Regions from separate parts of the Homo sapiens genome. Here regions 1, 2, 3, 4, 6 and 7 are each linked to region 5. The links are chromatin loops, found by intact Hi-C in ENCODE. Cell type or tissue: heart left ventricle. All regions are shown on one strand. Region 1 holds the start of TRS-AGA2-4 (tRNA-Ser (anticodon AGA) 2-4). Region 2 holds the start of TRX-CAT1-7 (tRNA-iMet (anticodon CAT) 1-7). Region 3 holds the start of ZNF184 (zinc finger protein 184). Region 4 overlaps LOC100131289 (a long non-coding RNA gene). Region 5 has its middle 12 kb from the start of TRI-AAT5-2. Region 6 holds the start of TRV-AAC1-5 (tRNA-Val (anticodon AAC) 1-5). Region 7 holds the start of H2BC17 (H2B clustered histone 17).

Region 1 (4,000 bases), 310 kb before region 5:
GTTAATCCTGATTTGAGGAAGGCAATTCTCTTTTCCTCACCTACAAGCTCTGAGAATCGAAGTCAGACTCCATCGAGTTTTCTCTGTAGATAAGTCTAAGTTGCTTGTCTGGTGTGTGAAGATTTTGCCTATAGTGTATTAAGTGTTTTGTTAGCCCAAGTTTAGGGACTGTCATTCAACAGCAACAAGGCATTACCTGTTTTGCAGCAATAACAATGATTGTGATTGTAGCTTCAATATAAATTCGTTGGTTTGTAGACAGTACCACACACACTGTATCTTCTCGGCCTAAAAATTCGAGAGCCCAAGAATGGGAAAGGTTTATTAAACCACAGGAAGTGGATGTTAAAGCTAGCCTCTGGCTGCCAAGCCCTTATTATTTTTATTCTATTGATTTTGTTAAATGTCTTCATCTTACAGCTTAGAAAAATTCAAGGTGAAGTTCTCTGGCCCCAGTCTATTCTTCCTATCTTCTCCAGCACATTCAAAGACCAAGAACACTTATCTGGGCTTTACAGTAGATTCAGGAAACAGTGTAACTTCAGACACTCAGTACTTTGGTTCTCATACAGAATAAAGTTGGGAAGAAAAGGTCGAGGGAGAAGACGAAAAGATGTGGAAAAACAAGAAAACGGAAGAGAGGAGAAAGGCCAGGAGATTGAAGGAATGGAACAAAAGAGAAGCTAGCAGGGTGCCAAATATAGGAATGTTCTCACCCCTCTTGCCCACTTTTATTCTGAGTTTCCTCTGTCTTAGCAACCCCTAAATGCCCTTGCTCTTGCTCTGACAGGCAACTTTCCACTATCTCCACTCTTTGAAATCAGCCCCTGATGTCAAGGCACTTCTTAAAGTCCAATTCCTCCACAGAGGCATTTGTATTGTTTCCAGTTTGGCTATTATAACTAGTGCTGCCATGAATATTCTTGTACATGTATTTCAGTGAATATAAATAAATATTTTTGTTGGAGAGATATACTTATGGGTGGAATTACAGAGTCACAGTACATGTATACATTCAAGATTTAATATATAATGCTAAGTCATTCTCGCAAGTGATTGAGCCAATTTACACCCCCTGAGCAAGTATCACATTGTCCTGATTGCTATGGCTTTTTAAGTAACCCCCCCCCCATTTCAGGTAGCTCAATTTTTATTTTAAATCTGACATACATTCACTAACACATTGCCTGAAGCTTCAGATATTGTTGAAAGCAGCAGTGTTGACATTCCTCATGTGCTCCTGAAACTTGGGAATCTCCTCAAAAGTCTGTGGCCACTTTGTCATCTTCCCTCATACATTTGATCGACATCTTGTGGATTCTATAGTTTGGAGTTGCCCAGGTCAGCCATTGCAGCTGGGGCATACACGAGCCCCCAGCTGGGCCTTGTCGATATCTTCATTCCAAGATTTGATGTCTAGAAGGATGGAGGACTTGAACATTTACATGAGCTTTCTGACCATGCAAATAAGAGGCAGATGCTAGACAACTGTATTCTCGTTAACTTTTAATGAGTACATTTTGTGTCATTTAAACCTAGATTCTCCTATGGGCCTTAAAGTAACTGTGACTTTGAGGTTTCAGAATTGACTGGAATGTTTCTCTGATCAGAGCAGCGGTCTTAGGAGTGAGGAAAGTCGAGAGGGTCCATTGGCAGTTAAGGAGGAATGGCAGAGGGGTCCCACCGCAGCTCTGCTCTCAGAGCCAGGTAGGGGCCATCAGTGGGCAGAAGATGCAAAAAGCAACTTTTCTCCCCGTCGGGGAATCGAACCCCGGTCTCCCGCGTGACAGGCGGGGATACTCACCACTATACTAACGAGGAAGAACTCTGCGTCAGCGAGTTTTGACTACCTCTAATAAACTTAAGTATTCTTGCCCACTTTTTTAAGTCTGTAAGTTTGTATTCTACTAAATTGATTATACTTGGCGAATTTACACTTTAATCTGCCGCCTAAGCCAAAACGACGGGGTCTGTCAGGACAGCCTGGTCTTTCGATTGTGGTGGTGTCGAGATCTCTGACAGTGTTTCTAGTCATTTGCAACCAGCGAGACCGGGTGACCAAAGCAGTTGAACCATTGATTCCACAGAAACTGATAATTGACCAAAGACTTGGACCTCTGACTAGGACTAAATTTCCATGAAGAGGAAAGCACTATCAAGACTTGTAACAGGTATAGGCTTCAGGAGGGTTTGGAAGGCAGGGAAACGAGAGGCGTCCCCAAGAACCGTACAAAGGTACCGCTAACGGGAAAATGACTAGGTATCTGCTAATTAAGGTACCCATAATCTTATGAAAATAGTAGGTATTCAGTAACTTCCACCCTCCATTGTTGTGGGGTTTCAGGATCGGGGAAGTACCAAACAAATTCAGTTCGCAACACGTGAGTTGGCTTAAATTTCTTTCTTCTAAATTTTCTGTTGTTAATTATCTAAAACCTCGAACTCGTAGTCGGCAGGATTCGAACCTGCGCGGGGAGACCCCAATGGATTTCTAGTCCATCGCCTTAACCACTCGGCCACGACTACACAGAATCACAACGTTTTTTTTCACGGTATAGACATGAGAAAATGCAAATCAGGATAATTACTATCTAGGTACAAGAAAATGGGCTTTGTGAGTTGAACGCAAACTTTCAGGTACAACGAGAGTTTGGTTAAAAAAAAAAAAGCAAAAAAAGCCAACCTCCTGTGCCACCTGGACAAGAGCACTGGAATGAGAGTACTCCCGCGTGAGGATGAGCATCATCAGCGTTCCAAACAAAGAATACAAACTTCACGTTAGTAAACAGTGAGCGAGCTCCCGTCGGCGCCCGGAAGTAGGCTGTGGTCTGAGCTCTGGCAGTGGAGTCTCTGCAACTGGAACTAAACTTTGCTAATTAACAAGTGGACTGAGACCCTAACTTACGGCCCCCACTTATCTATTGCCTTTGAACAGCCTGTCTTCCGATAGCCCTGGACACTTTGGAAGATTGCATAACTTGTGGGAAATCAGCACTTTGATCAAAGTGGAAAATGGGCAGAAACAGCTGGTGATTTACATGATTTACATAGTTACGATGCAAGGATGTCCACTGTGGCATTGTTTGTATATAGCATGTAAATATGCTAACTAGTAAGGGAATGGTGTGATGCATTCCTATCACAGGGTACTATGCAGCTGTTAAAGAATTAGATTCTTATCGTTTTACTTGGAAATGTGTGTAAACTTTAATCCACAAAATAGCGAACATAAATAGTTCTATTTATATCGAATGAACCCCCAAATTAAAGTCCATTAAAAACATCCGAAGGGACGCTCACCAATCTAACAAAAGAGCAAAATGGAATGTAAGTGAGAGATTAAAATATCAATTTCGATTACTTTTGTATTCTTTACATTTGTCATAAAAACAATCTGCATTATTTATATAATTGGAAAATTAAAAATGGAAAAACAGACTGCATTAATTATATAATTGGAAAATTAAAAATGGAAAAACAGGCTAAAATATGCCATTGCATACTTACGCATTTAAAAACTGGTTGTGTAAAAACAAAAAAGTTAATACTAATTTATCTGAGGTGTTGAATCATAGCTCCTCATCGTTTTCTTCTTTTAGCTCTTCTCTCTTTCAAATTTTCAAGCAAAGTATATGTATTTATTTGTATTTTTACTTGAAGTGTTCCCACTCTTCCTTAAGACTACAAGATGATTGTAATACCTTGTTATCTGTTTGAAGAAATAAGGAGTGGTATGGCATTGATATTGAACCAGTAAAAATAATGCTACTATCTAACTATTCTAAATTTCACATTTTAGAAAATGCCTTCACATTCAGGATCTCATGTAACTCTCAGAACAGTTCCATGAGGTGCTGCCACCCACTTTTACAATAAGAAAAATGTCCGGATAAGAGAACTTTGTACATTCACAGGGCTACTGAGTATTGAAATCAAAGCATCTTACTCTGTATCAATTACTCTTTCCTTATAGAGATGGAAAATGACACCTTTAAGAAAA
Region 2 (4,000 bases), 710 kb before region 5:
AAATGGGGTATAATGGAATATTTAAATAAAGGATACAATGAAGTAATCAACTGTATCAGTTTCCTAGGGCTTTCATAACCAATTGCCATGTGCTTGACGGCTTAAAACAATAGAAAGTTATTATCTCACAGTTCTGGAAGCCAGAAGTCTGAAATCAAGGTACTAGCAAGGCCATGTTCTCTCTGGAGGGTGGTGGGTGGGTGGGCAGACGAGGTGTGGTGGTGGTGATGAACTTGTTTCTGCTTTTTTTGGTTTCTAGTGACTATGGGCATGCCCTGCTCGTCCCTGTCTTGTGGCCACATCACTCTCAGCTCTGGCTTCATTTTCATCTCTTTCTTTTCTGTGTGAGCCTCAGTCAAATCCCTCTTTACCTGTCTCTTACAGGGATTCATGATGGCATTTAGAATTCACTCAGATAATCTAGAATAAATCCCTCCTCCCAAGATTCTTAATCACATCTTTCTCCATATAAGGTAACATTTGCAGATTCCAGTGATTATCACGTAGACATATCTTTTGGGAAGGGCCATCATTCATGGTACTGCATCATCTGTATCACTTAGGGCTATATAGTCCATCATCTTCCAAAGAAAAGAGCATAAAATTTACTTTTGAAGGATCAGATTTTTTAAATTTTAGATTCTTAAGGAAATTAGCAGGAATCCAACTTTATTCCTACTTGTAGTATAATTACTATCTATCATGAGAATTTGTAAACTGTATACATTTTCCTGTTTAAAACAACAAACACATAGATTATATCATTTTTCAGTACATACACTGAGTTGACCACAGGGCAAAAATTGGTGAAAAAATAAAATCTTTTTTGCAGATATAAGAGATCGATATAGTTTTTTAAAAGGTGCATAAGTATTAGCACCATATGGATAGTGGAATTATTAGGAAGATAATACCGTCTGTCTCTCTGTGTATAATTTAAATATAGACACAAAATACACTGTCATATTTATCGTATTTTACTTTTCTAAATTATTTACATTGAGTAACAATCATATTCCCATAAATATGTCACAGGTTTTTTCTTTAAACATCATTTCCAGTACCAAAATGTGTCCCACATTATGCTCCAACAAAAAGACACGGATCATCAGACTGATAAAAAAGCAAGGCCCACTATATGCTGTCTATAAGAAAGGTGCTTTAAATATAAGGACATTCGCCGGGCATGGTGGCTCACGCCTGTAATCCCAGCACTTTGGGAGGCTGAGGTGGGTGGATCACTTGAGGTCTGGAGTTTGAGACCAGCCTGGCCAACATGGGGAAACTCCGTCTCTACTAAAAATATGAAAATTAGCAGGACACGGTAGCAGCACACCTGTAATCCCAGCTACTTGGAAGGCTGAGGCACTAGAATCGCTTGAACCCGGGAGGCGGAGGTTGCAGTGAGCCATGAAACGTGCTACTGCACTCCAGCCTGGGTGACAGAGGGAGACTCTGTTTCAAAAAATATATAAAATAAAATAAAATAAAATACATATGTGTGTGTGTATGTGTATATAAATGTATATATAATGACACACATAAGTAAATAGTAAAAGGTTGGAAAAGGTAGCCACAATAATATTAATCAAAAGAATTGGCTATATTATTATATATAGTCAGAGCAGGCGCCCGCGACCCGCGGGGCGGAGGTGCTGGCCCAGCCAGAGCAGTCCAACCTCGCCGCAGAGACCGTGCGGGAGCCGGGCCGCCCACACGTGGGCCAGCCTCCAGTGTTGCAGGAGACGCTTTGAAGTTACAGTGAAAGGGATTTTTTTCTTCCTGAAAAGAAGGGAAGAAGGCTCTATTAAGAGGCTCTATTCAATAAGAACGGAAAGCCACCTAAATATCTTTTTGAAAACACAGCCTATGGTATTAGTTGGATTCCTGAAAGACGACAAAGCCTTCCTAGAGACGACAAGGCTTCTTTTGTACGCGAGGCATTGGTGGTTCAGTGGTAGAATTCTCGCCTGCCACGCGGGAGGCCCGGGTTCGATTCCCGGCCAATGCAACGATGACGTTTTATTCTTGAAAACTACGTATTCTATTTCAGAAGGTGGATATTTTCCCTATGCCTTTTTTGCCTTACCCTTACATTTTGACTACATGATAAAGCAGGCAGGCCAGCGACATGCTGTTTTCTTACAGAAACATCGAGGGTTTTTTTTGCTTTCATAATGTTTGATACCAATACACGCTGAACTCATCCTCATGTTTGCAGCATAAATAGAACTAGTGGCCCTTGGTGGGGTGTGGAAATCAGATTTGTTTAACCATACCAAAAAACCAGAATCCCCACCAAGTTTTGAGGAAAACATCATAAAGAATTCACTGCAAATATCACTACCGTATAGAGCAGAGTGGCGCAGCGGAAGCGTGCTGGGCCCATAACCCAGAGGTCGATGGATCGAAACCATCCTCTGCTATTTTTTTTTTTTTCTTTTTCTAAAAAGATACTTACGACTTACTCTCACCAACCTTCCTTCCCTTGCCAGCTCACTCAAAGGAAAAGTGACAGCAAATGGAAGTATTCACATGCCTTTGAGGAGAAAATCAGGAAGCAGCTTTCAGTTAAGAAATTAGAGGTACCCCATCTTAAAGAGCAGGAATTGATACTAAGTCCATGAGCTGAAATATCTCCACCTCAGCATACTACCAGTTTGTAAACTATAATTTAGTTTAGAGTTCCAAGTTTACAGGTAGCTAATTTTTAGAGATTCAGTTAAAGAGAACTGGAAGTATTTATTTTATTTTTATTATTTTATATTATATTATATTTTATATTTTATTTGAGACGGGGCCTCACTCTGTCACTCAGGCTGGAGTGCAAGTGGTGCGATCATAGCTCACTGCAACTTCGAACTTGTGGGCTTAAGCAGCCTTCTGAGTAGCTGGAGCTACCGGTGCTCCCCACCTAGCCCAGCTGAATTTTTTTCTTTTTTTTTTTTTTGGAGAGATGTGGGGTGGGAGGAAGGTGTCTCACTTTTTTTGCCCAGTCTGGTCTCAAACTCCTGCGCTCAGATGATTATCCTGCCCTGGCCTCCCAAAGTATTGGGATTATAGGCGTGAACCCTCTCGCCAGACCGTGAAGTTATTTTGAATAACAACTCTTCCAAAAAATGTCTTGCTCCTAGTCTGTTTTCTTCCTTAGCACTTATTACTATGCAGCATATTGTGTCTTTATTGATTTAGTATTTTCTCTCTCATGGGAAGTAAATTTACAAGGACAGATTTTTGTGTTTTGGCATTGTGGTTGCCATCATACCTAGAACAAGTCCTGGCACATCTTAGATACTGGTGAGTTGGTAAATATTAGTTAATAGCCACAATTTCCAATTCACCAAACCGAAACATCAGTATTCCTCATTACTCACGATCTTATTTCACCTTTTAAAAAAGTATAGAACAGTTCAAAAGTGACCACATGGATTTGATCTATTATTTAACATCATGACATGTAAACTACAAGTCTCTTTTATATTTAGAGAAAAGAGGAAAACACTCATGAAATTTAAGTATTCTTCAACTCCATCCCCAGACCTGTTATCGACTTTCTCAGGTCAAGTCTATTATGACTTTGATGTTCATCTGTCCCATTTCATTTTCACTCTTGCTTATATATAGGCCCATGGCAATACAATTTTTTTTCTGAGACGGTCTTGCTCTGTCGCCCAGGCTGGAGTGCCATGGCACCATCTCAGCTCACTGCAACCTCCACTTCCTGGGTTCAAGCAATTCTCCTGCCTCAGCCTCCTAAGTAGATGGGATTACAGGTGAGCACCACCACTCCCAGCTAATTTTTTTTATTCTTAGTAAGGACGGGGTTTCACCATGTTGGCCAGGGTGGTCTCAAACTCCAACACTGTTCTCAATAAGAAACTTTCTAATCACACAGATAATCAGAGGCACATGTGATTTATCTAAAAGAAAAAAAAAAAGCCAAGAAAAATGGAACTCTACTTTCTATTTTCTCCTGGATCCTATTTAAGAAATGAATTTT
Region 3 (4,000 bases), 280 kb before region 5:
TGACAGGTGTATAGTGGCATCCCATTGTTTTAATTTGCATTTCACTGAGGACATATGTGGAGCATCTTTTCATATGCTTATTTTCCATCTGCATATCTTCTTTGGTGACATCTGTTAGGGTCTTTGGCCTATTTTTTTAATCGGTTTGTCTCCTTATTGTTGAGTTTTAAGAGTTCTTATATATTTTGGATATCAGTTCTTTATCAGATATGTACTTTGCAAGTATTTTCTCCCAGTCTGTGACTTGTCTTTTCATTCTCTTGAACATTTTTTTTTAAACCAATGTTCTCTTCATGGCAATATATGCATTCTCTAAGATGACCGAAGCTTTCTCTATCATGTTCCCTTGACTGTAATTGTTTTTCATACACTCTGTTAGGATTTCCAGGTTTAATGTTTGTCAGCCAACAGTCTGAGAGACTTGACCTTGGCCCCTTATCCAAATGCTGGGGATGCACGCCAGCATAATAAAATGCAAGTGCCATGTCTTAAATATAAAAACCTACCGATTTGTTGGATTCTTTTTTTCTGCCAAGGACACAGTGACAGACTGGCCATGGGCTACACTTGCAGCTATGTGCTCGCTGACACAGGCATATAAAATGCTTTACTAAGTGGCAAAACATGGGAATATTATCTCCGGGTTTCCTTAAGCATTAGAAAAACATGTTGGGGCCGGGCGCAGTGGCTCACGCCTGCAATCCCAGCACTTTGGGAGGCCGAGGCGGGCGGATCACTTGAGGTCAGGAGTTCGAGACCAGCCTGGCCAACATGGTGACCCCCTCGTCTCTACTAAAAATACAAAAATTAGCCGGGGATGGTGGTGCATGCCTGTAATCCCAGCTACTCGGGAGGCTGAGGCAGGAGAATCGCTTGAACCCGGGAGGTGGAGGTTGCAGCGAGCCGAGATCGCGCCATTGCACTCCAGCCTGAGCAACAGAGCTAGATTCCGTCTCAAAAAAAAAAAAAAAAAAAAAAAAGTTGGTCGCCACTCATTTGAGAGTCGTGAAAACAATTTTAATGGGTAACTACCAGTATTTTCAAAACGACAAAAGAGTAGAACAGAAAATAGAAGGTAGAACATGTAATAAAGGTAACGATTGTTTGCGTTTTAAAACTGTGTGTAGACGTGTATTTCTTTTTTTTCTTTTCTTTCTTTCTTTTTTTTTTTTTTGTTGTTTTGTTTTTTTGAGACGGAGTCTCGCTCTGCCGCCCAGGCTGGAGTGCAGTGGCGCGATCTCGGCTGACTGCAACCTCTTCCTCCCGGGTTCAAGCGATTCTTCTGCCTCTGCCTCCTGAGTAGCTACAGGCGCGCGCCACCACGCCCGGCTAATTTTTGTATTTTTAGTAGAGACGGGGTGTCACCATATTGGCCAGGCTGAGTCTCGAACTCCTGACCTAGTGATCCACCCACCTCGGCCTCCCAAAGTGCTCAGATTACAGACGTGAGCCACTGCGCTCGGTCAGTAGACGTGCATTTCTTATAATCAGTTCAGTCAGACAAGTTTACAATGCACACGCATACCTGAAACAGGAGCAAAAGACTGGCGGCGAAAATGTGCGGCCCATCGCAGGGCGAAAGTACACGTTAGCTAAAGCCTCTGGGAAATGAAGTTCAGGAACACCTTCGCGGAGTGTTCTGGGAACGCTGGTCCAGTGTGCCCGCCCGGCGCCGGCGTGCGGGGCGGGGCTCGCTCGTAACGACCGGAAGTGACCGTTGAAGCCGGTTGTAGGCGTGGAAAGAGGTTGGCGCGCTGGAAGTCCAGTTGCTTCGGCTCCCTGCGTTAGGTCTGGTGGCGGTCAATGCGCTTCCGGACCCGGGATCAGAGTGTGTGGATCGCTATAGGGGGAGGGGAGCTCAGGTATCACCATGGCAACAGCCAGCCCTCCGGACTCGTGACGTCACCCTTCTGATTTCGCGCTTAGAGGCCTCTGCAGGAGAAAGCTGGGGAGTCCTCGAAGGGGGCGCACCTCGCCTCCTTCTGTGCGGGGCGGTCCCGCCCTGATCCCTTGGAGGGCTTTGTTCTTTTGTTCTGGCCTAAGGGGAAGTCGGGTGCCGGGCCCCGCCCTGTTTGTCCACCTTCCAGCTTTAACGCTCTGCAACAGGTGTGTCTTCGTGTTATCCGAGCTCGCAGGGGTGTGAGTCACAAGTGTGCACAGAGGGAACACACCAGGTCTGTGGATGCCCCGGCCAGATTCTAGGGTGGGCACCAAGGGTTTTTTGGATCTGAAGCAGAACCCGCGTACCCGATCTCCACTCTGTTTTGTTCATCGGAGTGCCACACACCTCTCTAGTGCTCTCTTGGGGCACTTCTCTTGTGTAGCACCTCTTGGTCACTTTGCAAGACTCTGATGTGTGATTGTGTGACGTATGCTGCTGACGCCATCCTGTGTCTTTTAGGGTAGACAACCTCAGCGTGTTGCAGATTCCCTGCAAGGGGAGTTAGACATCTGAGTCCTAGACCGAGATACCAGCTGAAGGAACGCTGCCTGGCGAACCCTGGTGTTCAAGTTCCAGAGGAACGGGATGAGCTCCTGAGATGGAAGGTAGTGGGGTCGACTTGGGGGAGAGCGGGGTGATGGAGGCTTGAGAACAGTCATGACTGGAGTATCAAATACTTGAGATCAGAGCAGGAGATTTGGAAGGAAGGAACGGTATGCTTAGGGATTAGCAAAGAAACCGAATTACATTGTAGGGAGAGATTCTGTTTTATAGAGAGATACTTGGGAGAGGAGTTTATTTTTTTCTTTCGTTCCATTGGGGAATGAAAAGACATAATCATTCAGAATATCTGTGATCCCCACATGACTTCTGAATATTAAATATTAAAATTATAATCTTGAAGTCAGAAGACATCTTGGCAATTATCCCTTCAATGAAAGAGTCAGTTTTGAAATCTCCTTGGCAGACGGCTGTCTGTCAACCCTATGCCCGAACTAGTGTGGCATTAAACTCGCCATTTTGGGTGCAGACTATTCCCTTGTTGGCTTTCTTTTTTAGTTTCTTATATTAAACAGATGTACTTGTCCCTGTAACTTTTGTGTTGATCTTAGTTCTTAGTCCTCCAAAGAAAAGGAAACTGTCTGTTCTTTCTTTCACACTGCTGCCCTTAAGATATGTGAATTCAGCTGTTACAACTCCTCCTCATAAATTCTTTTCTAAGCAATATAGCCTCACTTCTTTTGATTGGTCTATGTGATGTATCTAGACCTTTCTCTGAAAACTCTCCTGCTTGTCAGCATTTTTCTTAAAATGCAGTGCCTAATGGTAAACATAGCTCTTTGGATGTGCTTTGAAAAGTACCTGAGAGGATAATGTACTACTTCCTTTGACTCGGATTATACTTCCGCTGTTTGGCATTAGATCACATTTGCTTTAAAAACTATCAGTGATGTACTGTAAACTTTAGATCTTTTTTACATAAACTGCAGTGATCTAGATTTACACCATTTTTGTGTAATGGAATTATTATTATCCTTAATGTCATGACTTACATTTATGACTGTTCAATTTTTTGGTCACATGTTTTAGGCTTTCAGAATGATTATGAATCCTAATTTAGTTATTCAGTGCCTTAACTGTCCTTTCTAACTTAATGCCACTAGCGGATTTGATGAATATTCCTTCTATTTCTTCCTACCTGTCATTGAACAGATCAGGGTAAGGATAGAGGCTTATGACATGTCCCTATGGAGTTCTCTCTGCATTGGTGTTGTCTTTACATTCTTTAGGTATGGCTGTGCAATCAAGTTTGGTTTGACCTAACTATTATCATGCAGTCCTTTTTTTGCCTTTGTTAAAGATAATATCATTAGAAGTCTTAACATTATTCATATTAGTCATGTGAATAATGTAGGTTTGGTCCATACTTTTCTTCAATTTTTTGTACTTCAAGTCTTTTTTACAGTGGATTTTTTTATATATATATTCTAAGTTTCTCAGAATTAAATCAGCCAAAGTAGTTTCATTAAAAGCCTTTGTATTTTCTTTATTTTGTGG
Region 4 (4,000 bases), 580 kb before region 5:
ACTACAGTGGCTTGGGCCTCAGTGTCTAGCAGTTCCATGTAAATTAAAATCTGCCTCCATGTCCACTCTAACAGGTACATAATGCCTCCAGTCTCAGGGCAGGGTCAGAGGGCCAGGCTGAGGCCAGTGGAGACCTTGGTTCCACACCTGTTTCAGTTTAAAAAGGTGTGGGTACAGAGAACTTGTGTTAGGGCCAGGGAAGATGACTCTCCCAGAGAGGCTAAAGGGGGTGCCAATGTTTCCACTTGTCTATAGACTTCCCTTTCCCAGTACTCCTCCTGCATGGTTGGCACCTGTTGATTCTGTGAACTGCAAGGGCCTCCCTCTGATTGGTTCTGATAGCATGTATCAGATGGGGGGAGGCCATCAATCTCTTATTTAGGAACCCCCTGCTGCGTCAGTCAGATCCACAGTCTGTGGAGTGGGGGCACTTGGAGGCTGCCCCACTACCAGCCCTTGGATTGCCCCCTCCCAAGTTAGCCTTTTGTATTTAATTGTCAGATTAAATTTGTCAAATTTGACCCCCATTCTGCTGCCAGGCTAGCAGAGTACGATACAGCTTTTCGATGGCCTTGCCAAAGGCTATTCCAAGGGGAAGAAATAAAATCAATTGATTATGCCAGGGCCAAGGGCCCTGCTCTATGAAGTCATCAATATTGCATCTAAACAGTATTGTATCATCCAATTCCCCCTTCTGGAGGTTGGATAGCCATGAGCCCGGGGCCACCCTGCACAAGGCTGTGCCAGCCTCATGTCCTGACTGCCAAGGGCACAATGGAAGCTTAGGCAAACCACCCTGGATGGGAAAAGAGCCTAGAATGCTAGACACCAACCAAATAAGTAAAGATTCCAGCTTGTGGGCGTGGTGATCTACACCTGTAGCTTGTTGGATCACCCTGAACATCTGCTGCAACACTGGGTTGTGAGCCAATCTACCCAGGCTGTGCCATTCTTTTCATGACAGCAGAATGTTCTGTCACTCCTCATCAACTACCTGAGATAGCCAAGAAAACATGTCTTCTCTTGGTTTTTGCCCATAGCTGTCCTTGAGATCACTAATTTGTCTTTCTGTGAAGGAGAGCATTTTGATGGTTTCTTGCTGAGCTACCCCAACATTCTTGCACTGCTGGGTAAAGACGGGCTGCATCATGCACATTTATTCCTTCTTAAGTGCCTCAGAGACTTTTCTTATAACCTCTTGGGTGTCTTAGCGTCTGAGTGTCCATTTCCCAAGATCTCCATCCTGGGGAATGAGCAATCACATATGTGTCCCAAAGCTAGGGGACAGAGTTTCACACTCCTCTGTTTCCACATTCCTTTCTCTCTGCCTCAATCCATGCAGCCAGCTCATTCACATCTGTGGGGAGGTGACATATGTCCCACTTATCATTCCTCCTTCCCCATAAAACATCCTGCAGCATGTCTGGCTCCTGCACCCCCAGACTGACCTCTCTTCCCTGGACTGGGTACTGAAGGACATTGCCCCTCCCTCTTAGCCCATAAGTCATGGTTCTGTCAGACCAGACTGTGCTGCTATACCAATTTTATGAAGCAGGATCACTAATTACCAATCCCAAAGGAGAACTCTCACTGAGGGAAGAATAGCAAAAATCATTACTATGCTAACCACCAGGAATCAGAACATTTCCACCCACAGCATCCTGGGCTGCAGTTTTACTATTTGCCTCAGTCAGATGAGACAGAATACATTCACATGCCACAAGTTATATGAATCAGGTTTATTGTTCACAGATAGGCAGTAAGAGACAACAGAAGCCTAAGATGCACAGCAAGCCAGTCCCCCAAGGTTCAAGAAAACTGTCAGGGTGGATGGAGTCTCCACTGCATGGTCCTCATTTGTACCACAGCTAAGGGACCCTGAAAGGTAACCCACCCTGGGTTATATACCTCAGGGGCAACAGGATATGCTGGGCAAAGCTTTGAAGGACATCTTTTTAGGGAAGGCAATCCAGGGCCCTATCTCAGCTTCTGTCCCCTTGGTCTCCAATGCCAGGAGTGAGGACGCAGAAGGGACTCCATGGGGAAGGAGAGATTGGGGAGGCAATTTCTCCTCTCCCCACCCTCTTTCTCACCCCTTGTACATTAAACTGCTCTTTGCCCCCATGCTGGGGGGCACTTGGAGGCATTCTCCGGGAAAGAGTTTTTAGCTTGAACTTTAAAGACCTGAGTGGATCAGAAAGAAGGACCCTGTACTTCTGTCCTTAATCAGATGAGGGCCAGGCAAGTGAGAACCTTATATTCAGGCATGGCCTGGAGGACCGAACCCACGGAATGATAATGGCGCAAAGTACCACGAAATAGCGTAGGAAAAGTCTCTCTGACTGCACCCTGGGGTTTCATTTCTGCAAACAGATGACTGGGCCCCTGTTCATCCCCAACCTCACTGGGAGATTAGGCCTAAGAGGAGGGTATAACACCACTTGCACATGTCCTTGTTGACAGCTCTCACATACTGGAGCAGCTGCGAGTCAATGGGTGTCTGATTTCTGAATATGATTTATCCAAATTCACTCACATTTCAGATGTGGATTTATTTTCCAAGGGAATGTTGAGATTGCCACCATTAAAGGAAACTCAGTTACTTGCCTAAAGTGACAAAGACCTTCTTGACCCAACTCTAGTCAGCCTCCTTTATAAGTACTGAAAGCCCAGACCTTGGGTTTTTTCTTTGGTTCACTTATTCTAGTTTTAGCAAGAATCCTGCTAAGTTTAATGAAAATTCTCCACCCTTGGTCTGATCACCCTCGATATTTTACCAAATTCCTTATGTCTCACCTTGATATCTTATTACCCTGGCCTCCTGGTCTGTCTTTTGTGTGTGTGTGTGTGTGTGTGTGTGTGTGTGTGTGTGCGCGCGCGCGCGCGTGCGTGTTGTTGATTGTTTGTTTGGTTTTGAGACGGAGTTTTGCTCTTGTTGCCCAGGCTGGAGTGCAATGGAGCAATCTCAGCTCACCGCAACCTCTGCCTCCCAGGTTCAAGCGACTCTCCTGCCTCAGCCTCTCGAGGAGCTGGGATTACAGGCATGCGCCACCACGCCTGGCTAATTTTGTATTTTTAGTAGAGACGCGGGTTCTCCATGTTGGTCAGGCTGGTTTCGAACTCACGACCTCAAGTGATCCACCCACCTCGGCCTCCCAAAGTGCTGGGATTACAGGCGTGAGCCACCGAGCCCGGCCTTCCTGGCCTGTCTTTAGCAAAAAAAAAAAAAAAAAAAAAAAAAAAAAAAAAAAAAAAAAAAAAAATTATATATATACTGTTACATCAGTTTAGCAAAGAACTACCCTACTTCTTAGTAATTTTTCAGCCATTAACCCCCGCGCTGATCCTTTGCTGTAAAGCTCCACTTGTTCTTTTGTATTTGGAGTTGAGCCCAATCTCCCCTACTGCAAAACTCCATTATAGTAGTCCCCTTGAATAAAATCTGCCTTACCATGTTTAGCTAGTGTCATGAATAATTTTTTCTTTAACTAAAAAACACAACAGAACAGCACAAATCAATACTAATAAATGAAAAAACACTAAAGAAAAAAGGTATAATCTAATTGGCTTACAGTAATGGATAGTTGAAATAATATGAATTGATGGCATATAACCAATTAGTAATAAAAAGTAAATTAATTTTATTTCAGATATGCTCTAAATTCCAAAAAAAGCATAGGAGAAGGAAGAGACTTCTTATCTGGATACAAATATTTTAATGTAACCAAATAACTAAATTTTATAAAACAAGTATGAAATTTAACCTAATTTATGAGTAAAAACATATGCCAAAAAGAGTAAACTGGGATGCATCAATCTCCTGAGAATTTGAGACACAAATAGTTTTAAACACATATGAAAATGGGTACTTCTAATAACAAATAAGTAATAAAGGAATGTGACTTTTAGAAATAAGTCCATTTAAATACCATCTGTGAACAATAAATTCTTCAAACTCTTTCAGAGCTGCCGGTGGCTGGAGCCCTGTCCTCCGAATGGA
Region 5 (4,000 bases):
CGCCCAGTCTGGAGTGCAGTGGCACGATCTCGGCTCACTGCAACCTCTGCCTCCTGGGTTCACGCCATTCTCCTGGCTCAGCCTCCCAAGTAGATGGGACTACAGGCGCCTGCCACCATGCCTGGCTAATTTTTTGTATTTTTGGTAGAGACGGGGGTTTCACCATGTTAGCCAGGATGATCTCGATCTTCTGACCTCATGATCTGCCCGCCTTGGGCTCCCAAAGTGCTGGTATTACAGGCATGAGCCGCCGCGCCCAGCCGATTTTTTTTCCCTTTTTCCACTTTTTTTTTTTTTTTTTGAGATGGAGTCTTGCTGTGTCGTCCAGGCTGGAGCGCAGTGGCGCGATCTTGGCTCACTGCAAGCTCTGCCTCCCGGGTTCACGCCATTCCCCTGCCTCAGCCTCCTGAGTAGCTGGGACTACAGGCGCCCGCCACCGCGCCCGGCTAATTTTTTGTACTTTTAGTAGAGACGGGGTTTCACCGTGGTCTCGATCTCCTGACCTCGTGATCCACCCACCTCGGCCTCCCAAAGTGCTGGGATTACAGGCGTGAGCCACCGCTCCCGGCCTCTACTTCGTTTTTTTCACAGTCTTTTTTTTTTTTTTTTGCATCTTGTTTTGATTTTTGTCTCTTTTAGTCTTTTTTCTTTACTTTTTTCTTTTATTTTTTTAATGTGTAATAATTAGATGAATGTTGGTAACAATGGATATATGTACATATCTTAGTTTCCAAAATTTAGGGATGTGTTTAACATCTGTTTGCCACAATGGATTAGGTTCTAATCCTCTAGGGTTAACACCTGTTGAAGGAGGGGACGTGCTTGTGAGCTGGTAATCTGGGCATTGTAGGATAATTTGCTTAGCCAGCCTCTGTGTAAGTTGAAATTATTTAGATAAGTTTTTCAATTTTGGTGGGAAAATTGATGTGATTGGGTGACTTGGTCAAGCAGTGATGTCATAACCTGAAGGTCTGCTTGATTATTGCCGTAAGCCAATGGGCCAGGCAGAGAGCTGTGAGCTCGAATGTGTGTAATAAAAATAGGATGTGTATCTTGGTTTAGCAATTGCTGAAGTTGAAGAAAAAGAACACACAGACTGGGCTCCAGAGCGAACTTAAGGCTGTAAAAGTTCTTTAATAATTAAACAGAATAACCTTAGCTTTTTGAATGTTAGTAAATTCAGATCGAGTGATTGGATTATGTGGTCTCCACCAGACTGTCGCTTTTTTTAATGTTTACTAGACCCACCAGTAAAAACAGTCACAGCTCCTTCCAAAGGAGCATCACAAGGAATTTTTGGAAGAACCCATGTAGTTAATTTTAAAAACTGGAAAATTTTATTTTTAGGATAATGATTATCAATACATTCAACAAATTCTGTTAAATTAACTTGCCATGTAACTGAGTTAATAAATGCCTGTTTTACCTGATTTTTATTTATTGGAATTATAATCTTATTGGGCTCAGTGCCACAAAGTTTAACAATTCGTGACGAGCCTGTCCAATTAGAATTGCCATCTGATCTAAATATACTGTGAGTGTTTTTATGGTATTATGTGGCAAAAAAAGACCATTTAACTAAATCATTATTTTGAACAGTAACCCCCATTGGGGAATGTGAAGTAGGGAACACAATGAATTGTAAAGGCGAGTCTGAGTCAATCTTACTGACCTGGGCTTGTTGAATTTTTGTCTTCAATTACTTTTAACTCTTTTATGGCCTCGGTGTTAGTTCTCTGTTACTTTGTAAGTTGGAATTTCCCCTCAATATTGAGAAGAGATTAGACATAGCATAAGTAGGAATTCCTAAGGTGGGCCGAATCCAATTAATATCTCCTAACAATTTTTGAAAATCATTTAAGGTTTTTAAATAATCTTTTTAAATTTGAACCTTTTGAGGCTTAATGGCTGTATCCTGTACTTGCATCCCCAAATACTGAAAAGGAGTGGTTGTTTGAATTTTGTCAGGTGCTATACGCAATTCAGCGTTTGTAATTGCCTTTTGTAAAGATGAATAACATTGAATAGGTTGATCTCTATTTTTTGCTGCACACATCTGGAAATTGATCTCTAACAGGCTGGATAGTTCTGCCTACAAAAGTTTGACAGATTGTGGGACTGTTTAACATACCCCGGAGTAAAACCTTCTAATGATATCTGGCTGCAGGTTCTTTGTTTTTAATGGCAGGGACAGTAAAGGCAAATTTTTCGAAATCTGCCTCTGCTAAAAGAATTGTAAAACAAGGCAGTCTTTTAAATCTATAATAATGAGCAGCCAGTCTTTAAGGAGCATAGTGGGGGATGGGAGCCCAGGTTGTAAGGCTCCCATCGGTTGAATTACAGCGTTGGCCACTCGCAAGTCGGTCAGCATGTGCCATCTACCGGACTTTTTCTTAATTACAACTATTGGGGAATTCTAAGGAGAGAAAGTGGGTGAAATATATCCTTTTTCTAGTAGTTCTTTAACTATTTCATAAAGCGCCCCCAATTTTTCCTTAGGCCACTGTTCGACCCAGACAGGGCGCTGGGTCATCCATTTTAAGGGAAATTGCTCCTTCACTGTAATGAACTGCAGGGCGAACCTGAATTACCCCCTCTCCATAATGAACTGCGGGTCGGGCAATAATGAGCGCGGCCAGCCGAGTCTCGGCAGCGGAGTCTCAGGCTCCCTCCGCCTGCACTCACTCGGCTGAGGAGGAGGTGGCCATTCCGGACATTCCTCTTGAGGAACCCTGAGCTGAATGAGTTTCTGAATAGGTTTAGGAAGACTGGGGGGATTGGCATAAATTACTTCCGGACTCTCCTTTTGGCTAGTACTCGGTAGAGGCGTTTCAGAGTCCTGATTATCAAACTCCTCCTTCTCCTCCTCTGACTCAGCCTCATCATTTGTCTGAAATGGCTCCAGTGCGGCACGCACCAATGACCAAACTGACCAAACAGGCAAACGAATTTCCTTTCCTTCTCTACGTGCTTTTTAAAGGTCCTTTCCAACTCTTTCCCAATCTCTTAATTTCAAAGTTCCCTGTTCAGGGAACCAAGGGCAAAATTGTTCTACAGCATGAAATTAATTCATACGATTTTTTGTACCAACTTTTACGCCATCACGCTTCAACAGCCGCCCTAGCAAGCTCAAATACGTGGTGTACTTACTTTCAGTTTTCCCCATTGTGTCCCTGGCTTTCTCCAAGTGCCCTGCTTACCTGCAGAGCTTAAAAACTTTTTCGTCCTCGGGAGTCCTTCGTCCATCAGCCCTCCGTTTCACACGCTCGAGCATTCCTTCATCAGATTCTTTCGAGCCCCACGTTGGGCACCAGAATGTTGGGGACCAGCCTCAATACCACCCTTAGGGTACCTAAAGTCCGGTGGCGACAAAGGAATGAGAAGAGACAGGTTAAGAGTGTATAAAGAGTGGGGGCCAGGGGGCCAATTGCAAAATGGAGGCTGCAAAAGGCGCCCAGCTCTGGTCTCCACACTATTTATTGAGTACAATCACTTAGATCCAAAAAGCAGACATTTAGGGCGAAATGGTGAAAGGGAGGCAGCGTGTTACAGGCGTAATCTATAGCAATAGCGGTTTAAATGAATCTCCTTTGTGCCCAAACAGCGTATCTTTAACTTATTGGAGAGTAGCTAGTGGGAGCGGGCTTAACTAGGAGCCTGCACGTCTGTCTACATTCCAACGCTTCAAAGGAGTGTCTTTCTTCTTGAACACAGTGTTTATAGATAAGAGAGCAGGTTGCACTCAGAGCATGGGAACATAATGGCGATAAGAAGGCTTTCCTCTTCAGAGGCCTCTTGTGGCTTTCCACAACTTACTCTCCCATATTTTTATTGCCAGTTTATGGCCCCATAAGCCTTTTTCCCAATGTATCTTCAAGAGAATGTCCAGCAACCCAAACAGCTGACACCCTGTTGGGTCAGCAGAGCTCAATCTCTCAGGGTTTGGAAAGCTGCAGGAGGGGCAGTAAAGCACAAAGAGAAGAGAAGGTACCACCGAGAA
Region 6 (4,000 bases), 560 kb before region 5:
CAAAGACTACGCTACAGTCAGGTGAAGTCATTAGCCAGTTATTTATTATTTTTGTTATGGGAAGCATAATGTTCTACTTTTTATAGAATTCCTTCGAATTGAGTTATCATTGAAGCTACTAGTTGGTTACAACTAAACATTAAAATGTTTATATCTTATAAACATTATATAACATTATATATAATGTTATATAAACATTATATAACATTAAAACATTTATATCTATAAATTTGAAAACTAATCAGTATTTTTTAAAGTATAAAACAATGGGAAGAACATCTAAATACTAGAAATAGGTTTAAAAATTAGTTCATAGATTCATAGATGCATAAATCTTAACAAATTACCTTTCCCAAATTAATTCTATGCCTCTTTGTATAAGTAACTACTGGGAAATATAGTTTATTATACAAAAAAGTACAAACCGATTATTTATCAAATGTTCCTCAACTTAAATTAGGACATCGAGTTTTTATATTATAAATAGTAAATGTGAAAGTGTGTAATTCACCATAATCAAAAAAAAATCGGAGGTGGGGGTGGAGGGAAAGGGGGAGAATTCAGGACTAGTCTTTTAGGTCAAAAAGAAGAAGCTTTGTAACCGTTGGTTTCCGTAGTGTAGTGGTTATCACGTTCGCCTAACACGCGAAAGGTCCCCGGTTCGAAACCGGGCGGAAACAAAGAGAGTCGCTTTTTTTTCTATCGCTAATTCTGTTTTTGAGTATTTTCATTTGAACCAATAGAATCTTTGCTTTTTGCCGAGCACGTGAACCCTCAACTTCTGTACTCCTTCCGTCACCCAGCGACGTGGCGCTGAATCCCGCGTCACACCTTTCTCTACCCCACGCCGAACCCTCACCCTCATCCTCCTTTTCTGATCTCCGTCTGAGTGACCCCGGTGGTGTCAATCCCAATAGGCACCGGAGTCCCAGAACTCCACCCGCCTGCACCTCGCAGGTGAGACAGGCTTTCTTGGAATCCAGAGAGCAGCACTTGCGGGTTTTTCGTGGAGGGGGTTTCCTCGGGGATTTCTAAGGAAGAGCGCTTCGCTTTGAGCCCTTCGGGGAATTGGATTTGCTCTTTTTTTGCTGAAGCACAGAGAGGAAACACTTTTTTTTTTTTTTTTTTTTGAGACAGAGTTTCGCTGTTGTTGCCAGGCTGGAGTGCAGTGGCACGATCTCGGCTCACTGCAACCCCCGCCTCCCGGGTTCAAGCGATTCTCCTCCCTCAGCCTCCCGAGTAGGTGGGATTACCACCACGCTCCGCTAATTTTTGTATTTTTAGTAGAGATGGGGTTTCGCCATGTTGGCCAGGCTTGTCTCGAACTCCTGACCTCAGGTAACCCACCCGCTTCGGCCTCCCACAGTGCTGGGATTACAGGCGTGAGCCTCCGCGCCCGGCCAAAACAAACTTTTTGACAGCTCTTAAACTTTCACCATGGATTGTGCACTTGGACAAGGATATAAAAGTGTGTTTGAATTCGAACCAGTCCAAAGAAAGTCAGCATTTTCTCTTCTGTCCGGTTATCTATTTATTACCTCTCAGCAGCAAAATCACTTTTCCTTGCTCCATAACAATGGAACGGAGCTGGGCCCTTTAAATATTTTCTGTCGCAGTTTAGCTCAATATTAAATTTTGTCAATAGAGGGCGATGGAGAGACATTGCTGGAGGAAATAATCTCTTGGCGTTACTGTGCACAGTGGCCTGGCTCCCACAGCCTGAGCAGTTTACCTAGTAGGAACCTCCTGCAGTGCATGGTGGCCAGCAGTACTTTGGGGGAACCTCCTTTAGAGCATCTCTGGTAACAGACTTCCCCATGAACATTTTTCTTTGGTACTCTAGATGGCACATGACCTGCACCTTCCGCTGGAGCACTTTTTTTCTACCCTCCCAACCTGGATGCAGGTCTGGATCTCAGCCCTGGTGGGGAAGAGAATACTTGCGTGCTCCATCTCAGCCCTCAGCCCTAGGGGTGTTAGCTGCTTCTTATATGGGCCAGCCTGGTCTGGAATCCCTGACCTGAGTTGATCCGCCCACCTCGGCCTCCCAAAGTGCTGGGATTACAGGCATGAGCCACCGCGCGAAGGTGACACATTTCTTTCACTAATATTTACTGAGTGCCTATTATAAACTAGTCTATGTGTTAGACAGTAGGGCTTCATTGGTGAACAAGAACAGACATTGTACCTGCCTTAATAGAACTTACATTCCATTGAGGGAGAAACACATTAATCAAGTTGCCTTACAAACTAATGTAGAACTTGCTACGAGGAGAGATACATTTTGCTATGAGTAATGCAGGTGTCACACACTTAAATGTTTAGGAAAGTCCCTAGAAAATTATTTATTGATTTGGAGTCCAGAGAATGCATTGGAGAAAGGAGAGTTTTCCAAGAATAGGAAATGGCATGTAAAAAGGCCCTGTGGTGGGAGATAACCTTATAAATAAGAGGAATTAATACACTAGGGCCAGTGTAGCTAGCGTACATAAAGCAAAAAAAGGTGTGATTTTAAGTAAGACTAGAGAAGTAGTTAAAGGTCTAGCATGCATGACATTTAAGGCCATTTTAATAATGGCCTCCTCTACCCTTTATCATCTCAGAATATACAGAATCTGAATTATGGTCTAATTTTATCTAAGGGACAGCCTATTACATTTACTTCCAAGAATCTGACAGAATTCATAAAATCAGAAGAATCATGTAAGTCCTTTTGGTCCACTAGGAACAAAAACTACGGTCCTACTGGAATTTCAAGTCTCTGTTGCCCCCTTGGTGTTTTGAGTTTTGTCCTTTTTAACTAAAGTTACAGATGTTAACTGAAGTAAACACTAGAGGTCACAATAATTAAAAGTAGAAAAAATTCCCTGAATTACCTGTCTAGGGAGGTCATAGTCCCCATATACTAGGTCATATACTAGGTCATAGTCCCCATATACTAGGGCTGAGATCCAGACCTGCATCCAGGTTGGGAGGGTAGAAAAAAAGTGCTCCAGCGGAAGGTGCAGGTCGTGTGCCATCTACAGTACCAAAGACAGGTAGTCCCCATATACTACCTGTCTAGGGAGGGAGGTCATAGTCCCCATATGTTAAAAATCAGAAGAAAATCAAATGGCCCTAATAGACCTATTAGGAACATTCCACCCAACAGCAGCAGAACATACATTCTTCTCAAGGGTACACGGAACATTTTCCAGGATAGATCACATTAGGTTACAAAGCATGTCTTTAAAAAATTAAGATCAAAATTACACCAAGTTTCTTTTTCTTCCTTTCTTTTTTTTTTTTTTTTTTTTTGGATACAAGGTCTCGCTCTGTCACCCAGGCTGGAGTGCAGTGGTACAATCTCAGCTCACTGCAACCTCCCAGGTTAAAACAATTCTCATGCTTCAGCCTCTCCAGTAGTTGGGATTACAGATGTGAACCACCACACCCGGCTAATTTTGTTTTTGTTTTGTTTTGTTTTGTTTTTTTTGGAGACAGAGTTTGACTCTTGTTGCCCAGGCTGGAGTGCAACGGCACAATCTCGGCTCACCGCAACCTCTGCCTCCCAGGTTCAAGCAATTCTCCTGCCTCAGCCTCCCAAATTGCTGGGATTACAAGTGCCCGCCACCACGCCCCGCTAATACTGTATTTTTAGTAGAGACAGGGTTTCTCTATGTTGGTCAGGCTAGTCTTGAACTCCCGACCTCAGGTGATCCGCCCGCCTCGGCCTCCCAAAGTGCTGGGATTACAGGCATGAGCCACCGTGCCCGGTTAAACAATCTAATTTTTATACCTCAAAGAAGTAGAAGAACAAATTAAGTCCAAAGTTAGCAGAAGGGACGAAATAATAAAGATTTTTTTTTTTTTTTTTTTTTGAGACAGAGTCATGCTCTGTCACCAGGCTGGAGTGCAGTGGCACGATCTCGGCTCACTGCAACCTCTGCCTCCAGGATTCAAGTAATTCTCCTGTCTCGGCCTCCCGAGTAGCTGGGACTACAGGTGCCCACCAGCACGC
Region 7 (4,000 bases), 710 kb before region 5:
ATACCTTTCACCACTTTTACCTCATAGCTGTGAGAACTGAATTTTTTGTTTTTTCTTTTAGTTCACTGTATCTGTTTACTTAACTAGCAGAAAATAACTCTTCAATGCCTGATGTATGTGAGGCCTGATGCTTTATCCAGAGGGGCCAAGTGAGGAATGAATTATTTTCAGCTGAGAATTTAGAAAGTTGGGAAGGCCGGGGCATTTGATCTGGGCCCTGATGGCAGAAAGAGCAGCTTGGTGAAAAGCTTGTCATGGATACAGGAGTCTTTGTTAATGTCCAGAGATCTCAACTTCAAGGATGAAGGGCTTCATGAGATCTCTACTTTAGAGGTGAAGGACTTGATGAAGTCAACAGACATTTTTTTTTAATAGTCTGTACCATGATATATATATTTTATTAGCTCTCAGTATTGAAAATTTATAATATTTCACATTAAGCTGCATATACTCTTGAAAAATTGGAAGTCACACTGTCCTTGTGCTTGCATTGCTAGAAGGGAGAAATCAGTGAAATCAAATTGCACAGGTTTTGTCTTCAGTTCTCAAGTTACCACTGGTCCTGTTAGTTTCCATATTAGTTGGCATTTATCAATATGCTTGTGCTATGGTTGTTCTTACAGCAGAATTAAGAAAACAGTGAAATATATCTTGGTCAAGTATCTCTATCAAAACTGGAAAAATGAAATATGCCAGAAGTCTGGGTGTTTCAAGAAAAATAGCAAATAGCACCTCTCTTTATAGAGATAAGGCGTGCTTTTTAATATCCAGCTGTTTTTGCTCTAATGTGCTGGGCCTTTGTTAGCAACTGACTTTTAACTTCTGGTTTAAGGAATATCATAACTGTCACCTTATCTGCAAATTAAGCTAAATGTAGATATTTTATAAAGGAGAACTTGGAATAGAAAGTCGGGATGAAAGCATGGAAAATGGTCTTAAGTGCTGTTATGGACTTCATTGTGTTCCCCCAAAACAGACCAGGTGCAGTGGCTCGCGCCTGTAATCCCAGAACTTTGGGAGTCCAAGACCAGCCTGGACAACATGGTGAAACCCTGTCTGTACTAAAAACACAAAAATTAGCTGGGCGCTGTGGCAGGTGCCTGTCTGTAGTTCAGCTACTCAGGAGGTTGAGGAAGAAGAATCACTTGAACCCAGGAGGTGGAAGTTGCAGTGAGCCGAGATTGCGCCACTGCACTCCAGCCTGGGCGACAGAGTGAGACTCTGTCTCAAAAAACAAAACAAAAGAAAACAACTTCATGTCGAAGTCCCAGCCCTCAGTGTGGTTGGTATTTGAAGACAGGGCCTTTAAACAGATAATTAAGGTTAAATTGAGTTGTAAGTGTGGGGACTTAATCTAATAGAACTAGAAAGCACGATCGTATTATTATTTATTTTAGGGTATAAAGCATTTTGGCTTTTTTTATTTGTTTATTTCTTTTGGACAGCTCTGACCAGATCACAAAGCTCAACAGGACTTTCTCCTTTACCCACTCCTCGCTCTTCCTATTAACTCCCCCGCCCCCCTCCCGCTCCCTTTTAACCTCCGCACTAACAACTCTTGAAGAAACTTGAATCCTGCAATTAAAAGGAGTGAAAAATGGAAACCCTGCCCTAGCCCACTGACTCAGTAGAAAGTTAAGAAGAAAGCATTTTAACTGGGGCTGGAAAACACAACGCCTTGAACTTGTGCTTTTGCTTTTTTGCCACAAGATGGCAGGAGAAGGCCACACGTACTCTCTCACCCACTCGGAGGATAATCACCCCTCAGATGTTCTCTCAAGGACGCGGGATGGGCAGGGAGAAACGAATCTCGAAAAAGAGAGCGAAGAGGAATGAAAGGAGGGGGCAAATGTGATGCCAAGTTAAAGAACATGATGAAATCAGGGGACTGCTCTCCAAGTAACTTAGCTTGTCGATAAGCTCTGTCGCCAAGCCCGAGGCACCAAACTTTAATGACAAGGTACGGGGACTGGGGAAGAGAACATTTTAGGGAAGTGAACGGCAAATCCTACAATGTATTTTGAACGACCCACTAACCAATTGGCATAATTCGGGGCTGTTTGTCACCTGTGACAGAGACGAGACTATTCGTCCGAGATAGCCTTCCACCCATAGCTGCAAAGGAAGTGACGTCAGGAAAATAAAGGAAAAGTTAAGGGGTGATTTTAAAGCCTGGAGTGGAATTGTGGAGGGGCTTGCTATTTTGCTGCTAAAGATTTACAATAGAAGTAATTTATTGAAGAGGGGATAACGCAGTGGCAGAGGATGCAATGCTATGAGAATTCAGGCACTGTTGAGAAGAGGGGATCATGCCTTGAAAAGTCTCCACTCCCTTGTACTCGCACGCTCTTGGTTTACCTCCTATTTCTGTGATCTCTTCTGGGGTCCGCTTCTCTTTAAACGCGGGGTTCTCCAACTTCTATCTCAGGATTCCTAATCATGGACTTTAAAATCCCAGCCTGAACGCTGCCCCCGCCCCAGCTAATCCTGGCACACCTCCCTCCCCAAGGCCAACTGATTAACATTGCAAAAAAGCGGCTTTCCCAAGTTGCCAGGTTCTTTGTTCAACATTTTATCCTAAAGGAGCTTCCTTAGCCTTTAATGTTTCCCGTCCCGCTTTGACACCAATAATTTCAACCCACCCTAACATATCTGCAGCGATGCCAGACGAGATGCCTATTCTCTAAAGTGTATGGAAAATGGACACCGGTAAGTCAATGTCACCCAGGATCCGTACAACTGCAGTAAGAGGGACGGTTAATTCACAGCTTCCAGCTCTTGGCGCCAGAGTCCGATGCACTCCTGCAGATAACGGTCATTTCCATTCCGGGAGAACCTCTTCGAAAAACAACCCGGATGAGACTATCTGGCAAATTGCAGCCCTTGGCGGGCTTTTCAAATAGAGCGTTGACCAATCAAAGAAGGGGGACGTTACAGGCACTGAAAGAATAACCCGGCCGCGCGCGATGGCTCACGCCTGATATCCCAACATTTTGGGAGGCCGAGATGGGTGGATCACGAAGTCAGGAGTTCGAGACTAGCCTGGTCAAGACGGTAAAACTCCGTCTCTACTAAAAATGCAATAATTAGTCGGGCACGGTGGCGGGCGCCTGTAATCCCAGCTACTTAGGAGGCCGAAGCAGAATTGGTTGAACCCGGGAGACGGAGCTTACAGTGAGCCGAGATCGCGGCACTGCACTCTATCCTGGGCGACAGAGCCAAGACTCCATTTAAAAAAAAAAAAAAAAAACAACACAAAAGGAAAGAGTAACCGAAAACCGAAAGCAAACTTGTAATTATAGCTTAAAGCACAACTGCAAGCCTTTTTCCCCAAGGGTATCTAAGAACCCAAGCTAAATTTGTCTGATGGAGCGTCTATACTCACACGCAAAAAGCCTAGGGAGCTTAGCTTACCTTTTCCCGCCGTCTTCCCTCCTAATGGAGGCCGGCCGGAGTCCACCCAAAAGACTACAAGCAAAATGCACAGGCTCTTTCTCTGGAAGCGTGAGTGGCTCTGAAAAGAGCCTTTGGATTGCTGGCAGCTGCGAGAGCTCACTTGGAGCTGGTGTACTTGGTGACGGCCTTTGTGCCCTCGGACACGGCGTGCTTGGCCAGCTCCCCGGGCAGCAGCAGGCGCACGGCCGTCTGGATCTCCCTGGAGGTGATGGTCGAGCGCTTGTTGTAATGCGCCAGGCGGGAAGCCTCGCCAGCGATGCGCTCAAAGATGTCATTGACGAAGGAGTTCATGATGCCCATGGCCTTCGATGAGATGCCGGTGTCGGGGTGGACTTGCTTCAGCACCTTGTACACGTAGATAGAGTAACTCTCTTTGCGGCTGCGCTTGCGCTTCTTGCCGTCCTTTTTCTGGGCCTTGGTTACGGCTTTCTTGGAGCCCTTTTTGGGGGCAGGAGCAGATTTAGCCGGGTCGGGCATGGCGGAGGAGAGTGAAAGAGCACTCAAATAACAAGAATGAGGACAAGCTGGGTTATGCCCTATTTAT

The links. A loop is a pair of places that touch in the nucleus more often than their neighbours do. Peaks named below come from ENCODE experiments on the same cell type or tissue, not always from the same donor. Only the 100,000 strongest peaks of a DNase experiment are listed, where the experiment ranks them.
Region 1: it touches region 5 in a loop (2.2-fold over the local background); 43 of 110 quality-filtered maps call a loop at or near these places.
Region 2: a loop joins it to region 5, with 4 times the contacts of the local background. A loop is called at or near these places in 76 of 110 quality-filtered maps.
Region 3: a loop joins it to region 5, with 2.5 times the contacts of the local background. A loop is called at or near these places in 62 of 110 quality-filtered maps.
Region 4: a loop joins it to region 5, with 2.4 times the contacts of the local background. A loop is called at or near these places in 37 of 110 quality-filtered maps.
Region 6: it touches region 5 in a loop (11-fold over the local background); 57 of 110 quality-filtered maps call a loop at or near these places.
Region 7: a loop joins it to region 5, with 6 times the contacts of the local background. A loop is called at or near these places in 52 of 110 quality-filtered maps.

Annotation. Positions count from the first base shown.
Region 1 is chr6:27,501,565-27,505,564 of GRCh38, reverse strand. TRS-AGA2-4 (tRNA-Ser (anticodon AGA) 2-4) reads right to left here and starts at 2,526; the gene lies at 2,445-2,526. It overlaps TRD-GTC2-7 (tRNA-Asp (anticodon GTC) 2-7), which reads right to left and starts at 1,821; the gene lies at 1,750-1,821. RefSeq lists a silencer at 1,686-1,805 and enhancers at 2,606-2,655, 2,836-3,115. In heart left ventricle, no CTCF peak of the experiment used is centred here; DNase peaks (open chromatin) are centred at 1,764 and 2,470; H3K4me3 peaks cover 1,573 bases.
Region 2 is chr6:27,900,919-27,904,918 of GRCh38, reverse strand. It overlaps TRX-CAT1-7 (tRNA-iMet (anticodon CAT) 1-7), which reads left to right and starts at 2,355; the gene lies at 2,355-2,426. TRG-GCC2-3 (tRNA-Gly (anticodon GCC) 2-3) reads left to right here and starts at 1,941; the gene lies at 1,941-2,011. RefSeq lists cis regulatory regions at 1,517-2,589, 2,815-3,073. In heart left ventricle, no CTCF peak of the experiment used is centred here; DNase peaks (open chromatin) are centred at 1,668, 1,978 and 2,367; H3K4me3 peaks cover 1,345 bases; H3K27ac peaks cover 336 bases.
Region 3 is chr6:27,470,835-27,474,834 of GRCh38, reverse strand. It overlaps ZNF184 (zinc finger protein 184), which reads left to right and starts at 1,730. Exons shown (of 6, transcript NM_001318891.2): 1 at 1,730-2,106; 2 at 2,402-2,547. The coding sequence starts at 2,541. LOC105375001 (a long non-coding RNA gene) reads right to left here and starts at 1,711. Exons shown (of 2, transcript XR_926664.4): 1 at 1,526-1,711. RefSeq lists enhancers at 1,719-1,878, 1,939-2,038, 2,059-2,148, 2,479-2,608. In heart left ventricle, no CTCF peak of the experiment used is centred here; DNase peaks (open chromatin) are centred at 1,694 and 2,453; H3K4me3 peaks cover 2,894 bases; H3K27ac peaks cover 1,364 bases.
Region 4 is chr6:27,762,887-27,766,886 of GRCh38, reverse strand. LOC100131289 (a long non-coding RNA gene) reads right to left here. Exons shown (of 3, transcript NR_038929.1): 3 at 3,700-4,000. Among named protein-coding and RNA genes, the nearest start is that of TRV-AAC1-5, 11 kb to the right of the region's middle. In heart left ventricle, no CTCF peak of the experiment used is centred here; no DNase peak of the experiment used is centred here; H3K27me3 peaks cover 3,105 bases.
Region 5 is chr6:27,187,387-27,191,386 of GRCh38, reverse strand. No RefSeq gene overlaps it. Among named protein-coding and RNA genes, the nearest start is that of TRI-AAT5-2, 12 kb to the right of the region's middle. RefSeq lists an enhancer at 2,385-2,950 and a cis regulatory region at 2,159-3,045. In heart left ventricle, a CTCF peak has its summit at 2,383 (motif pointing left); DNase peaks (open chromatin) are centred at 2,632 and 2,899; H3K4me3 peaks cover 1,436 bases; H3K27ac peaks cover 886 bases.
Region 6 is chr6:27,750,080-27,754,079 of GRCh38, reverse strand. It overlaps TRV-AAC1-5 (tRNA-Val (anticodon AAC) 1-5), which reads left to right and starts at 608; the gene lies at 608-680. RefSeq lists a silencer at 505-644 and enhancers at 1,095-1,184, 1,355-1,414. In heart left ventricle, a CTCF peak has its summit at 1,646 (motif pointing right); DNase peaks (open chromatin) are centred at 659 and 1,708; H3K4me3 peaks cover 1,665 bases; H3K27ac peaks cover 579 bases; H3K27me3 peaks cover 242 bases.
Region 7 is chr6:27,893,396-27,897,395 of GRCh38, reverse strand. H2BC17 (H2B clustered histone 17) reads right to left here and starts at 3,971. Exons shown (of 1, transcript NM_003527.4): 1 at 3,505-3,971. The coding sequence starts at 3,933. The coding sequence ends at 3,553. RefSeq lists a cis regulatory region at 1,588-1,872 and enhancers at 2,276-2,325, 3,208-3,347, 3,738-3,977, 3,998-4,000. In heart left ventricle, a CTCF peak has its summit at 1,714 (motif pointing right); DNase peaks (open chromatin) are centred at 2,915 and 3,765; H3K4me3 peaks cover 2,360 bases; H3K27ac peaks cover 1,044 bases; H3K27me3 peaks cover 53 bases.